2 separate regions of the Homo sapiens genome follow, and region 2 is linked to region 1. Evidence: chromatin contacts called from ENCODE Hi-C or POLR2A ChIA-PET data. All regions are on one chromosome and are shown on one strand. Each heading gives the region's core, a stretch centred on a gene start or an enhancer-like site at or near the end of the contact. The rest is flanking DNA. Distances are from core to core; before and after follow the strand shown. Region 1 holds the start of BICC1 (BicC family RNA binding protein 1). Region 2 holds the start of TFAM (transcription factor A, mitochondrial).

Region 1 (7,184 bases), core at 1,166-3,665:
GAGCCATAGTCAACTTTTGAAAATGCAAATCTAAGCACATCTTTCTTTACTTACAGCCTCTATATGATTTCCTTTTATTCTAAGGATAAAGACAAAAACTCCTTAATTTGACCTATGCTGCTTACATATGCCCCCTCTTACTTATAACTCCTGCCCCAGTGAGTCCTAATTCCTTGTTTCCTTGTACCAGCTACGCTGGCCTTCTTTTAGTTCATCCAATGGGGGAATGCATACTGCCCCCTTCTGCTACAGTGTCTTTACTTGTGCTAATCTTATTGAGAGCCAATATAACTTATTGGCTAAGCATAAAGCACCTGAAGCCTAATTTTCAAGAGACTGCCTGGGTTCAAATTCTTATTCTTCAACTTAGTCGTGCAACCTTGAGCAAGTCATTTTACCTTTTGTGCCTCAGTTTCCTCAACTCTAAAATGAGGATAATTGTAGTATCTACCTTCAGGGATGTTACTATGATCAGATGATCATTTGCAGGGATGGCTCTTCCTTCCCTTGCCTAGTTAACTTCTCTTCCAACGTCTGTTCTGAGTTAGAGTCACTGTTTCGAGAAGCCTTCACTGACCTCTCTGACTGAATCCAATTACTCTATCATAGGTTTTCTCATATCTTGAGTCTCTTGTTTGTAATGCTTACTGCGGGCATGATTTTATATTTGTGATTTATTTTTTGGTCAGTATTCCTTCTCATTAGAATTTCAGCTCCAGGAGGGAGTACAGGGATGTGTCTGTCTTTGCTTACTATTCCTTGGGCTTAACAGTGCCAAGTACATAGTAGGGTCCCAATAAATATTTGTTGATAGAAAAACACAGTAAATGTCCCTGATGGAAAACAGTGGGAATGCTCCTACATAAACCCTTTGGGTGCTGAAACTAGTGCCTTGGATAGAAATTAACAGTAATTAACAAGTTTATAAAAGGAACACATGGTGGTGAATCAGAGCAGTTAAGTGTGCAGATGCTCTCAGTTCTTCAGGAGGTGACTCTGGGCAGGAGGGGTCTCCGCTCAAAAAGGTAAGACTTTATATAAAGACCCACAGACCTGGGTCTGATTAATTGGCTGTATTATCTGCTGCTGGACAACCTTAGTCAAGTTACTTTATTTCCCACGGTCTCAGTTTCCTCATCTGTACCCATCACAGGGTCAATTCCTGTTAACTAGGCAGCTGAACCTGAAATAATTTTGATTTACCTTCAGCATATTCCATGATTATCCAGAGGCCTGTGCCAGTGATATGGCTCTTCCTACATGTGAGCCAGGCAGCCTCCTTCTGTGGCGCAGTGACAAACTGCTATCCCCATCATTCCTCCCCGCAAGTCTTTGTACTTTGGGTCATAAAATAATAGGCTATGAATCTGTGTGAACTGGGAAAACAGAGTTCCAAGGGCACACCCAGTACGAGCGAGTCTCCTCTTCCCCCGCGCTTCATATCCAAGCTTGACAGAGGCCGTGGGTGGGCTGGCCCTCGGCAGTGAGGCTCAGAGGTTACTGGCCGTCATCTGTCAGAGACTGACCTTGAAAACAGAGAAAAGCCCTCAGTCCCTGACAAGACAGCCCTGCCCACGTGCCAGCTGGATCCAGCTCGCCAACACAGCGATCTCCGAGCCCCTTTTCTACTTAAAAAAAAAAAAAAGTCTGCTGAGTCCATTCCTTGAGAATCACAGAGAAAACAATTCCTTCCTTACTCCATTCAAGAAAAAAAAAAATTCCCTTTCTCAGAATAAAAAGAGTAAGCCTCTTGTCCACCTCTCGTGCAGCGGGCCACTTTGCTGGGAGGAGACGAGGTGTCTGGGTTTGAGCCCTTCCTGGAGGTATGAACTACATGCGAGCCACGTCCATGGCGATGCCTGCGAAAGACGGGCATGATTTCTTCTCCAAGCCTTCTTTTTCCTCTTCCTCACGTTCGAGCTTGTGGAACCAACTGGGGCTGTGAGTTTCAGGGTGTAGGGTATGTATGTAAACAGCGGAATTGTGTATGCGCTTAGTGTGCGTTCAGGACTCTGCTGTGCTTGAACTTGGCGTGTTTGTGTTTGTGTGTTTGGAGGATTATGAGAGCATGTAGGGGGAAGAGATTTGTATGTGTAAGTGCAGAAAAGTAGTAGTGTGTGTGATGTGTGTGTGTAGACAGGAATTACGTGGATACTCCATGTGCGTTCAGGAGTGTGTGTGTTTGAGGAGCTATGAAAGTGCATGTATGGAAAGGATTTATACGTGTAAGTGCAGAAAGTGGCAGTGTGTACGTGGTGTGTGTGTGCGCGCGCGAGTGTGTGAGCGCCAGGGGCCGCCCGCCCGCCGCGGCTCCCCGTGGGCTGGCCGGGCCAATGAGCGCGCGGCTGTAGGGGCGGCGGGCGGGGAGGGGGCGCCGAGCCCTGCGGATGGAGGCGCGGGCAGCGCGGCGCGCTCATTCCGCGCGGGCGTTGCTGGCGGGGGGCGGCGCAGCCACTGGACCCGGACCGGGGCCGCGACCCGGGGTGGCGGGTGGCGTGGGCGGCGCCCGGGGCTGGGATGCGCCGGGGGCTCAGTGGCGGCGGCGGCGTTGGCGGTGGCGTCGGCGGCTGCAGGGGGACGAGCTAGCGCCGCGGCGCTGGGAGCCAGTTGAGCCCGGCCGGCGAGCGGAGGCGGCAGCGCAGGCAGAGCGGCGGCGGCAGCGGGAGCCCGAGCGCTGCGCGCCCACCATGGCCGCCCAGGGAGAGCCCGGCTACCTGGCGGCGCAGTCGGACCCCGGCTCCAACAGCGAGCGCAGCACCGACTCCCCAGTGCCCGGCTCCGAGGACGACTTGGTCGCCGGGGCGACCCTGCACAGCCCGGAGTGGAGCGAGGAGCGCTTCCGCGTGGACAGGAAGAAACTTGAGGCCATGTTACAAGGTAGGCATCCCTCGTGTTCTCGGACTCTCCGACTGAGCCTCTAACTCCTTTTCGGACATCCCCACCGCGCGCTCCGGCGCCCGCTACTCCAGCCTACGGCCGGCCGGTTTAGCTCCAGGCCCGCTCCCCCGCGGAGCCGGAGGACACCCAGGGACTGGAGACTTCGCGGGACTCCCCACCCTTCCACGCCTCTCAGATTTCCAGGCGCTGGGGGCCCTGTGCGAACTTGACTGGCTTCAGAAAAGCCGAAGGCCGAGTTTGTACTGGCGCGCCCAAGTTGCGTTCTGGACTTTGGAGATGCCAACTTTAGCCCGGACACCTGGGCTGTGCCATCCGGACCACTCGGGCCGCACAGAGTATGCGTGACCCTCCCCATTCCCTGGCAGCCTCGAGTTCTGTCTCTCTCCGTCTGTTTCACTCTCTCCCCTTGTCAGTATCCACTTCCTCCAGCTGAGGGGCCTTGTCTCACTATTGGGAAACGCTCTGCAGATGTCAAGGCTTAAGACAGGAGCTCCCGCCCCCACCCCTGTGGTCAAGGAGGGCCAGGATCGGGGTGAGCAGCCAAAGCGAGGGGGGAGTGTGGAGGCAGTGCTGCTGTGTTTGAGGACAGTGTTCATCTCTTGACAGGCTTATAAAACACATCTTGAGTTACATTCAGTCCATAAAAATCTTCCTATGCTATGGGTGTCTGACTTTGTCTTTCACAACTTAGAATTATTTTTAACTCTTTAATTTCTTTGGGACTTTCCCAGGTAGAAAATCTTCAACCATACTGGACCGAAAACAGATTCTGATTTATAATACGAGTGTTGGAGTGAACGTCAAAACGTCCAAGGTCATTTTGACCTTTCTTAAAACAGATAATTACTAGCCTACCTGTAGCCACCGATGTGGCTCATTTCCCACATCCAAAGAGAGAAATGAGTTAGTTTGAATGACTGTTATTCTTAAAATACGTGTACGGGACCAGGCGTTAGTCTCACTTAGGGCGCTGGTGAAGATTCATTCAGTAGCTAGTGTTCTTTTATCATGGAGGAGTTTGGAGTTTTTCAAACGTTATTTGTGGCTTTATGCATAACTTACTTTGACTTTATCAGTCAATGCATCGCAGTATGGGAATGATTTAGCCCTCTGTGGAAATGCAGTGGCTTTTTAGAACAATTAAGCAGGTTATTTTAAGAGAGAACAACATGTTTTCCAAAACAATAACTTGGTGGAAACAAATAGCAAGAGTGTTTGGCAGACGTTTTTTGGATGTGCTACAGGCTTTCCTCCCTTGTTGCTTATTTTTATTGACAAACATCCCTAATGTGTGTCATGTCTTTCTCTGTCTCTCCCCTTCCCTCTCTTTTTTTCTCAAATTATGTAACTTTTGAGGACAGTTACTTCTGTGATAAACTCTTCAAGTAAGACCGTTATAAGATAGATTTGGAAATTAAAGCCCCAGTTGCATTTCAGTAACTCATTTCAGTTATTTCGTCTGTTCTGTGGTTCTTTTTGCCTAGTTTATGATTATAAAACAAAATATTAAATTTATGTCAGGCATATATTGTGAGATCGTTTGGAATGAACTGATAGTAGCACATACTCATCCTTTTCAACCAGCTTTCAGTTTTCTACATTAGTTTGGAGTGATATGAAAGAATGATCTGTTTCACCTGCGCACAAACAAGTAAGGACAGTGATGTTAGCTTCTGGGAAGTTCAAGTGTATAACCTGAGCTTTAGAAGTGAATTTCCTTTTTTGATTTAATTCATTTTCACTTCGAATAAAATGAAATTTTGAGGAGACTTTTTGAAAATTTGAAGGCTCTTTTGTATTAATAGATGTGATACTACGATCTGAGACGGTTTGAAATTGCTTTGCAGTAATAGTTTCTTTTACAGAAAGTCTTAACATCTCTTGAACAACCGATATACAGTCATGCAGTCCATGCTTAAGGACTACGACTGGGATACCTTGTTAGAAATGTGTCCTTAGGCATTTTCATTGTGCAAACATCATGGAGTGTAGTTACACAAACCTAGGTTGTGTAGCCTGCTACACCTACTACCTAAGCTATATGGTATAGTCTATTGCTCCTAGGCTACAAATAATGTTACTAGGCTACAAGGCGTGTTACTATACCCAATACTGTAGACAGTTGTGGCACAGTGGTATTTGTGTATCTAAATATATCTAAACATTGGAAAGGTAATGTGTTATGTTACTATGGCTATGACATCACTAGGCGATAGGAATTTTTCAGCTTCTTTATAATCTTACGGGACCATTGTAGTGTATGTGGTTAGTTGTTGACCAAAACACAAGTGTGAGCACTGGGATCACTAATACCTGGGTTCAAAACTCTGTAGGATCTCAGGAAAGTTGCTAGGCCTCTCTTTGCCTTCAGTTTGCCCATCTGTAAAATGGAGCTGATACTAGGACCTTTTAGGTTTTGGGAGAATCGAAAGAGATAATGCCTAACAAGCTAACATTTGCCCACAGTGTTTGGTCAATGATAAGAACTTAATGAATATCTGTTGTTATTATTAATAATAAATATTGCATCATGGATTAAAAGGATTTCCAGTGCCTACCACAATGTATGAAATATAGTATATACTTAATAAATAGTTGGGGAACAAAATAATTTTGCAGGTTCATAATTGCAGAAGTAAAATAGAAACTAAAGAAGTAAGTCTATCAAGTCAATAAGCATTCTAATATTGTTAGATATTCTTGGGTGGAAAGCTTTTTATTTGAAAAGTGCCAAGTAAGTAAAGTCTGTATTTGAGTTTTCAATTATTGTGAATTTGGGTGTGCTATTTTTCTATTTACAATTGACTTAAAATAGGTACAGGTTTCCAATTTAAATCAGGATAAATAAGATTATCTGCCTTTAAGTATTCAGAGTGCAAATTGGTGATTATAATGCTTGGAATTTGTTTCCAGAGAGACTGTCCTGGGGGCAAGTTAATCTTTAATGAGTTGTATTTTTATTAGTAGATAAATTCTTCTACGCAATGGACCAAAAATTCAGTGAGGTTAATATATGGGCAATAGGGTAGTAGTCAAATAAATGAAATACCATTCTTAGATGATCATTAAAACTTAAAAGAATTGTTGCAGATAAAAACCACCAGGCCAACAATGTAGGGAAATATCACTCTTTTTTCATGGTTTTTTACTGGCAGGTTGGGGTCTAATTACTACTTCGAAACAACCATGCAGAGTATCTGATGTTTTTGCTGTAAGTGAAGATTATCAGTTTTATTAGTTTACAGTTTTATAAATGGAAATTTATTTTCAAGTTTAGGTTTTTGATGGGTGTGGTAAGTCTTGGAATGAATACCATAGACAGCATTTTTAATGATAAAGAAAATCCTTATATAATTTCTTTATTTAATACTGATCTTCAAATGTAAATTTCATGCATCATGTGAAATAATAGTATTGATTTATGTAAGCCAATTAAATTTTAGTTAAATTAACTCAAAGTTATAAGTTACATATCATAACTCACATTAACTCAACTGAGTTATCAGGGAGGAAAGGGAGGAGAGTGTTATAGCAGGAAGTCTGGGAGAAAGTAAGAAATAATTGAGTCAAGAGAATCAGAGATACAGTCTTGGTGTTTGCCAGAGTACTGAGGCAATCACAGGATTCCTATATTAATACTTTTCTTTTTTAAAGTATTTTTCTTTGTAAAAACATATATGTGTACTATAAAATTAAAAATTCCCATATATAACACAGCACTTCAAATTATTATTTAAAAAAAATTTCCCATATAAAATTCAGAAGCATAGGTATTTTCAAAGTTTGGGAATCCCTTCTTTCAGTAGAGAAAATGGTAAGTGTTAAAAAGTGGGACCTGTGGTGGGGAGGAATGGCCTATTTTCATGAAAGGAGATTGACATCTGGTGGGATTTTATGATACTGCTGCCAAAGACTTTAAGAACCATGTTGCATTTTTGCAGTGATAGGCAGAACTGGGGTCATTTGCTACTGCTCGGTTGAGTAGCAGAGTTAGCCACTGAAACAGAGGTTGTTGTACATCATTGATTAACAGTAGGAGCAGCAACTATGTTATCTCTTTAATTCAGCAAACTTTAGTGGATTTTTAAAATGATTTGATGAACAGATAATAATTTAGACTTTTTTCATGAGAGCGGGAAGAAATATGAAGCCAAAAATGTGTGAAAATGGGGGAGTACTGAAAGTGAAGATAAAGAGTAAAGCTTAAATAAACAGAGTTTTCTAGCTAATGCTTGATCAAGGCTAATAAACAGCAAAAACAAATCAAATACATTTATGAGCTTAGA
Region 2 (6,885 bases), core at 1-2,500, 130 kb before region 1:
TTCCATGCCAGAATGGGAGGTTTGAACAGATGACTTGGAAGGTCCCTTTCAACCCTGGGAGTCTATAAAAGGGAAGTGGTTATTACCGCTTAAAAGAAGAAGTAGGCTTAGTCCTACTTCCAGAGAGCCAATGTTTTCATAGTTACAGAAAGGTAAATAGACTGTCAGCTCAATATGACACTGGTAAGAATTTTCTAACAATTACGGCTATCCAACAGAAGAAAGGCTGTCTCAGAAGGTGGTTAGCTCTGAAACAACTGGTATTTAAGGGCTGGAAGGACCCTTAGGTATCTTTAGGTCTTCCTAATCTTTTTCATGCCATTGCCTATACAGAAAATGGTATTTCTATAACACAAATAAAAAAATTATACAGCAATTTTTGACACATCAATGTCTCAAGGCATACTTGTCACACGTTCTCAGGGCTTTGGCTGGGAAAACTGATTTAGTCTAACATCCTCGTTTGCAGAGGGGGAAACTGAATCTTAACGAGGGAATGCAATATTCCCAAGTCAAGACGTTAATGTTAATACTGGAACTAGAAGAATTGAGACTAGCGACTGTGGACAACTAGCCAGTTTCCTCTGCTCAAATTAAGCAAGCTGGAGGCCAGACTGAAAGACTGCAGTAGATGGTAGAATAAACAGTCTAAAGCTATATTGCTTTAAATGTGGTCTCAAGACCACCGACATTAGAACTTGTTAAATTCTGGGGAACTCGCTAAAATGAAGATTAATGGGCCCCACATAGACACACGGAATTAAGCTCTGCGGTAAGGCCTTGGAATCTGCATTTTTAGGTTTGCGAATCCCCGCCTCTCCCGTTACTATTTCTGAACTCCGAGCTCCAGCCCTGGCTTGAACTGAGACGCTCCGCTGGGCGCGCAGCAGCCGCCGATCGGACCTCGGGGTCCTGGATGCAGGACTGTCTGTTACGTACAGCCCTTGTGACCGTCACGGGCGGACACCGGCCAACGCCGGGTTGGGGTGAGGCCGCCGCCGCGGTCCCTCCATCACCCTCCTGGCCCGGCAGAGGAACCCACTGCTCCGGGCGGCCGGGGACAGAGGTGGCTCAACAGCGCCGCCTCGAAGCCAGAGCCCTCCGCAGGCTAGAGGATTGCGGTTTCCCTTCATCTCCGCGGCTCTTATTCCTCCCCCGCAAGGCCGCCCACCGGGGTACGCTCTCCCGCGCCTGCGCCAATTCCGCCCCGCCCCGCCCCCATCTACCGACCGGATGTTAGCAGATTTCCCATAGTGCCTCGCTAGTGGCGGGCATGATAACACACGCCGGAGGGTCGCACGCGGGTTCCAGTTGTGATTGCTGGAGTTGTGTATTGCCAGGAGGCTCTCCGAGATTGGGGTCGGGTCACTGCCTCATCCACCGGAGCGATGGCGTTTCTCCGAAGCATGTGGGGCGTGCTGAGTGCCCTGGGAAGGTCTGGAGCAGAGCTGTGCACCGGCTGTGGAAGTCGACTGCGCTCCCCCTTCAGGTAGGCCCGCTTGCCTGTGCCCTAGGGGCAGCAGGGCCCAGGACGTCCCGGGGTTGGAATGTAGACCCTATCCTTCACTTTCTGCCCCTCCTAGGAGTTCAGAGTCACCCTGGTTCTTTGATTCAGACCGCGACCTTGCCAAGGGGACGGTGGCCTTGAGACCAGGCCTTTATTTACTCTCTTAATACGCCGTACCTTCTTGCTACCCTCCACTCGCTTCTCCCATCCCTCCTCACTGTCCAGCTTTGGATCCTTTCCGCCTCCTCTGCGAATTCGCGCCGAGTCTCCGGCCATCATCTAGGCATTGAGGAGGCGGGGCCCAGGAGCTGGAGTATAGACGCTTTCCTTCACTCCCTGCCCTTCCTAGGAGGTAAGGGCTTTGAGACTTCAGTCCTGCAGACGCTCCCCTCCGTTTAGGACAGGGTTTTAATAAGTCTCTAGCATTCTTGTTGAAGGCGTTGGATACATAGTATCTTGATGACATTTCTTATTTGGGATCTGTGTTCATATACATGTGAATATTGACAGTTAAACATCTGACACTGGTTATTTTCTTTTTGTTTATATGTAGTTTTGTGTATTTACCGAGGTGGTTTTCATCTGTCTTGGCAAGTTGTCCAAAGAAACCTGTAAGTTCTTACCTTCGATTTTCTAAAGAACAACTACCCATATTTAAAGCTCAGAACCCAGGTAAGGAGTTTTGGGGCATATACCCTTTTCTCATGTAATAAAAATGCCATTAAGCAGTTAAATACCAATGTTGAATTGCAGTGCTAAAGCATTCAGTGACTGCAGGAACAATCATTTGATGTCTGTAAAATAGGAAGTTCTATTTTATACCAAATGGAAATGCTTTAAATATAAATGAGAACTAGTAAATGGTATTTTAAAAATAACGTATAGTGTAGAAAGCACCCTAGGAAGAGGATAAAAAAGCTGAATTTGGGGCCTTGTTGCCTTTGGTCTAGAGGACCACTGATGAATTATTTTCTCTTGCCTAGCTCCTCCTTTTTCTGGCTCAGGGAATTGTTAATAAAGTTGCAACTTCTGTGGAAGCATCCATAAACTGTAAGTTCTGTAGAACTGTAAAGTTCTATGCAATTTACTGCTAATTTCAAGAGCTTTCAAGATAAGAAAGGATAAACCTTTTCATCATAGGAGTTCAGAGCCACTCTGGTTCTTTGATTCAGACCTCGACCTTGCCAAGGGGATGGTGGGTTGTAAAGGATAAATCCTTTCTTGTCTTGGGTTCCTAAAAAAAAAACATTTCCAGGTAGGATGTTTGTTGACTCTCTAGAAAGCCTCTCGGCGAGAATAAAAAATGCTCACATCAGGCTGGGTGAGGTGGTTCACACCTGTAATCCCAGCACTTCGGGAGGTCGAGATGGGTGGATTGCTTGAGCCCAGGAGTTCGAGAACAGCCTGGGAAACATGGAAATCCTGTCTCTACCAAAAATACAAAAATGAGGTGGGCATGGGGGCGCAGTGCCTGTAGTCCCAGCTACTTGGGAGGCTGTGGTGAGAGGATCACTGGATCCCAGGAAGTTGAGGCTGCAGTGAGCCATGACTGCTCCACTGCACTCCAGCCTGGGTGACAGAGCGAGACCCTGTCTCAAAAAACAATAATAATTTTAAAAAAAAGCTCACATTATAGGTAAGGAGTTAGTTTCAGAGACATGCTTAAGTACCCACATCTTTTAAATGTAAGAGTTAGTACTAACAGGTATTTTTAAAAATCAATTAATTGCACGCCATCATTCCGGTTAAGATGAAGAAGGAAGTGGAGAATAACAGATTGAATTTCGAATAGCTTGTTTCCAAATGATATTTCTGTTATTGAAATACGAGGCTGTGTTATATGGATCGAGAATGTATTTTGTTGTTAGCTTTTATAAATTTAGGAATTCCTCAAAGACTTGAAAAAGTGTTTTGCTTGAAATATGGAAGGGAAGTAAAAAACTTGAAGCAATTGATCATCCAGCTTCTTAAACTAGTAATCAGCCTGGTGTGGTGGCTCGCGCCTGTAATCCCAGCACTTTGGGAGACTGAGGCAGATGGATTGCTTGAACTCAGGAGTTTGAGGCCAGCCTGGGCAGCATAGCGAAACCCCGTCTCTACAAAAAATACTAACATTAGCTGGACATGATGGCGCCTACCTGTAGTCCCAGCTACTCGGGAGGCTGAGGCAGGAGAATCACTTGAGCACAGGAGGTGGAGGTTGCATTAGGCCAAGATTGTACCACCGCACTGCAGCCTGGGTGATGGCCTGGGTGACGGACCCTGTCTCAAAAAAAAAAAAAAATCCTAGTAATCAAACTGTTGACTGTTTCTGGTGGTATATGGTATACTCCTTAGTTGTTAGATAATAGACTTTTGATAATGTTGGATAAATTACTTACGTTTAAATTAGTTGGATAAAGGAAAGTTAAATCATTATATTAAGTTATGTGTGGTATGGATTGTGCTTTCCTGGATATCTTTAGAAATTAATCCTGAGAGGTAAAATTGTGGCATCTTTTTTCTTTTTATTTCATTCCATAGATGCAAAAACTACAGAACTAATTAGAAGAATTGCCCAGCGTTGGAGGGAACTTCCTGATTCAAAGAAAAAAGTAAGCACATAAGTTTTCAACATTGCTGACCAGTTATTCTGCAGTTAGGAGCAATTGTCATGTCCTTTAAAGGACCAGATGGATCAGACTTTTTAAAAAATAATCTGTTATCTACAAAGAAACTTTATGTCTTCTCATCTGCATAAATAATGAGAATATGGATGTATGGGGTGGAGGTGAAGAAGTGGCAGTAGTTTGAAAATGGAAGCTGATTACTAAACTCTCACCTTGATTAGTATATATAAGGAAAATGTATGTTTTAATCCATATACATCTCATCCCAGAGCACATTTTCCACCTGGTGATAAAATCTGTCTGTCTGAAGTCATGCAGTTGCCTTTCCCTGGCATGTGCTATGTTGAATTTGCCAGCAATGGTTTGTTGACTTACTTGGGTTTTTTATTTATAGATATATCAAGATGCTTATAGGGCGGAGTGGCAGGTATATAAAGAAGAGATAAGCAGATTTAAAGAACAGCTAACTCCAAGTCAGATTATGTCTTTGGAAAAAGAAATCATGGACAAACATTTAAAAAGGAAAGCTATGACAAAAAAAAAAGTGAGTATCATTGAAATACTTTTTTCTTATGGTAAAGAATTGAGATTTATATAACTATGAATATAGGTAGTTTTCTCTTAATAGGCAAATAAAATATGGTAGAATGTCATCAAGTATTCTTCAGTTAGGCAGAAGTGGGATAGTTCTCTTATGAAAAGTGAGATAGCCACTAGGACCACTTGCCATTGAGTCTGTTTGGAAATCCTTGTTGCTACTTGCAGATGTATCCACATTTAAGGTGTACAGTTCGTAGAACAGTAATGGAAACTACAGGAACAGAGTTATGAAACAGTCAAACCAGGAGTATCAAGAATCTTTGCTTCTGAGTCTTCTTTAGAATAACGTATTAATTTGAATTATTCTATAGATTATGGTGAGTTTGATATGGAATATTGCTGAGTAGACTGCATTAATTCATTAACACATCGGAAAAATGCCAATTTATCTAATCAATTAAGTGCCTTTAGGATGGAATTCTTTTTTTTTCTTCAAAGAAATAACTATTAAAAACCTCACATGGTTCAAAATTTGTAGTTCCCAGCTTAATGTATTAATTCACATAAATGTCATCATTTGAAAGTTATACATTTTTTTCATAGAGCCAGTATTAGTTTTGAGGTGGTCAGTTTGCTAGTCGTGTACCTACACTATTACAAATGATCATCAGAGTTAAAACTATTTCTTTGAAAGACTAGATTACAGCCTTGAATGTGGGATGCCAATACGTCTTTCCCTGACCCTAATGTTTTAAGCTGTCCTAGCACTAGGGTTGAGGACCCGCCCAGTTTCGAGACCATGATGCCGCTACTTTAGGGTGGCTGATCTAATCAGTAAAAGGGAGCCAGAAAGATACTAAGAGTGAAAAATAGAGTGTCTACATAAGGATGGTGTTTGGAAGAGTGATTACTAAAGTATATCCTCCCTCTTTCATTCTCCCTTCCTCCTTAATGCACCCAGCCCACTGTGCTAAGAGTAGAGAGGACCAGAAGCATGAATTGGACATTTATAAAGTTTCCCTTGTCATTCTCTCTTTCTTTTGTAATTGTTCTTGACTCCCAGTACCAACTAGTTCAGAGATCAAGTGAGAAGTGTGAGGACTAGGAAGTTACAAGTAAAACCCTCAGGAGAGAAATCCCTAGTGATAGCTCTAGAAACAAAGAGGGAAATAGTTAAGTTGTAAAGTGCTTGGAGTCTATAGTAGTTTCAATACTCAGTGACTGAGAGATTCAGGAAGAAGAAACTAAATCAGAGGAGCCCTACTTACAGTTATGAATAAAAGTTGAATTTGTTACTGATTATAGCCAAATTGCTATTAAGAGCCACAGAATTTTGTAAATTACAGGTACTACTTACTATCCAAATTCAGAAACTTAAGTATAATAATGCAATATCACTCCCTGAACTCAGAAATTAAACTGATAGTAAGGGATACTTGTATTCTTTTCCACAGTTTCTTCCCTTTTGGTAACTAGTAAAATGAATTTAACACAACTATGGAGCTTTAAAGGTGGAGACATTCAGGGAATGGAGTGAGATGAAAGATTATTAAACAAATAGTCCATTGTTCTTGGGTTGTGGTGGAAGCATGCAGTGATTTGGTCAAGGGGACAGTAGTATCTTACAAGGATGAACCTAAGGTTGTTTTATCTTTTAAAAAGGTTTTGTACATATATATTCAGTTATTTAGTTCATGGAGACTATGAGAATAATAGGTAAAGGAAATGGTTTTGTATGGAAAATAACTGGTGAAATCTAACATAATTTTCATAACAGTGCTGTCAAAAAAATTCTGACCGCAAGATGTAATAATCACACTATATAAGAATCATAACATTCACTTTAAGGAATAATCTGTAATGCGTAGTAGTGAATAAAGTTTCTGTAGGTAAAATTAAGTCTCATGGAGGTTAACACTATTTTTGACCCTCCAATTTTTTTAATTCAGGAGTTAACACTGCTTGGAAAACCAAAAAGACCTCGTTCAGCTTATAACGTTTATGTAGCTGAAAGATTCCAAGAAGCTAAGGGTGATTCACCGCAGGTAAAGCTGAAATATATTTTTGTTTAATTTTTAAAATATTTAGACAGGAAAAGTCTAGAGTGCCATGTGTCAGGTAGTGAAGAAAAGTAGTGAATATCCAGACAGTAAACTCTTTTGCTAAGGCCCTCTTTAAAGAAAAATCTTTTTTCTTACCATATACAATCAATTTAGGTATGTAGTTGCC

What was found. A loop is a pair of places that touch in the nucleus more often than their neighbours do. ChIA-PET counts read pairs that join two places held with the same protein, here RNA polymerase II (POLR2A). Pooled maps may share reads with other maps.
Region 2: a pooled map shows a loop between it and region 1 (2.8-fold over the local background). The contact joins the promoter of TFAM here to the promoter of BICC1 in region 1. A Hi-C loop is called at or near these places in 8 of 50 pooled maps. POLR2A ChIA-PET finds 5 or more read pairs at or near these places in 7 of 52 experiments (MCF 10A, PC-3, T-cell and 3 more).

Annotation. Positions count from the first base shown.
Region 1 is chr10:58,510,457-58,517,640 of GRCh38, forward strand. It overlaps BICC1 (BicC family RNA binding protein 1), which reads left to right and starts at 2,416. Exons shown (of 21, transcript NM_001080512.3): 1 at 2,416-2,877. The coding sequence starts at 2,688. It overlaps LOC124902427 (a long non-coding RNA gene), which reads right to left and starts at 1,596. Exons shown (of 2, transcript XR_007062147.1): 1 at 1,204-1,596.
Region 2 is chr10:58,384,160-58,391,044 of GRCh38, forward strand. It overlaps TFAM (transcription factor A, mitochondrial), which reads left to right and starts at 1,251. Exons shown (of 7, transcript NM_003201.3): 1 at 1,251-1,489; 2 at 2,061-2,179; 3 at 4,031-4,101; 4 at 4,511-4,660; 5 at 6,606-6,701. The coding sequence starts at 1,389. RefSeq lists enhancers at 702-801, 995-1,651 and a silencer at 932-1,311.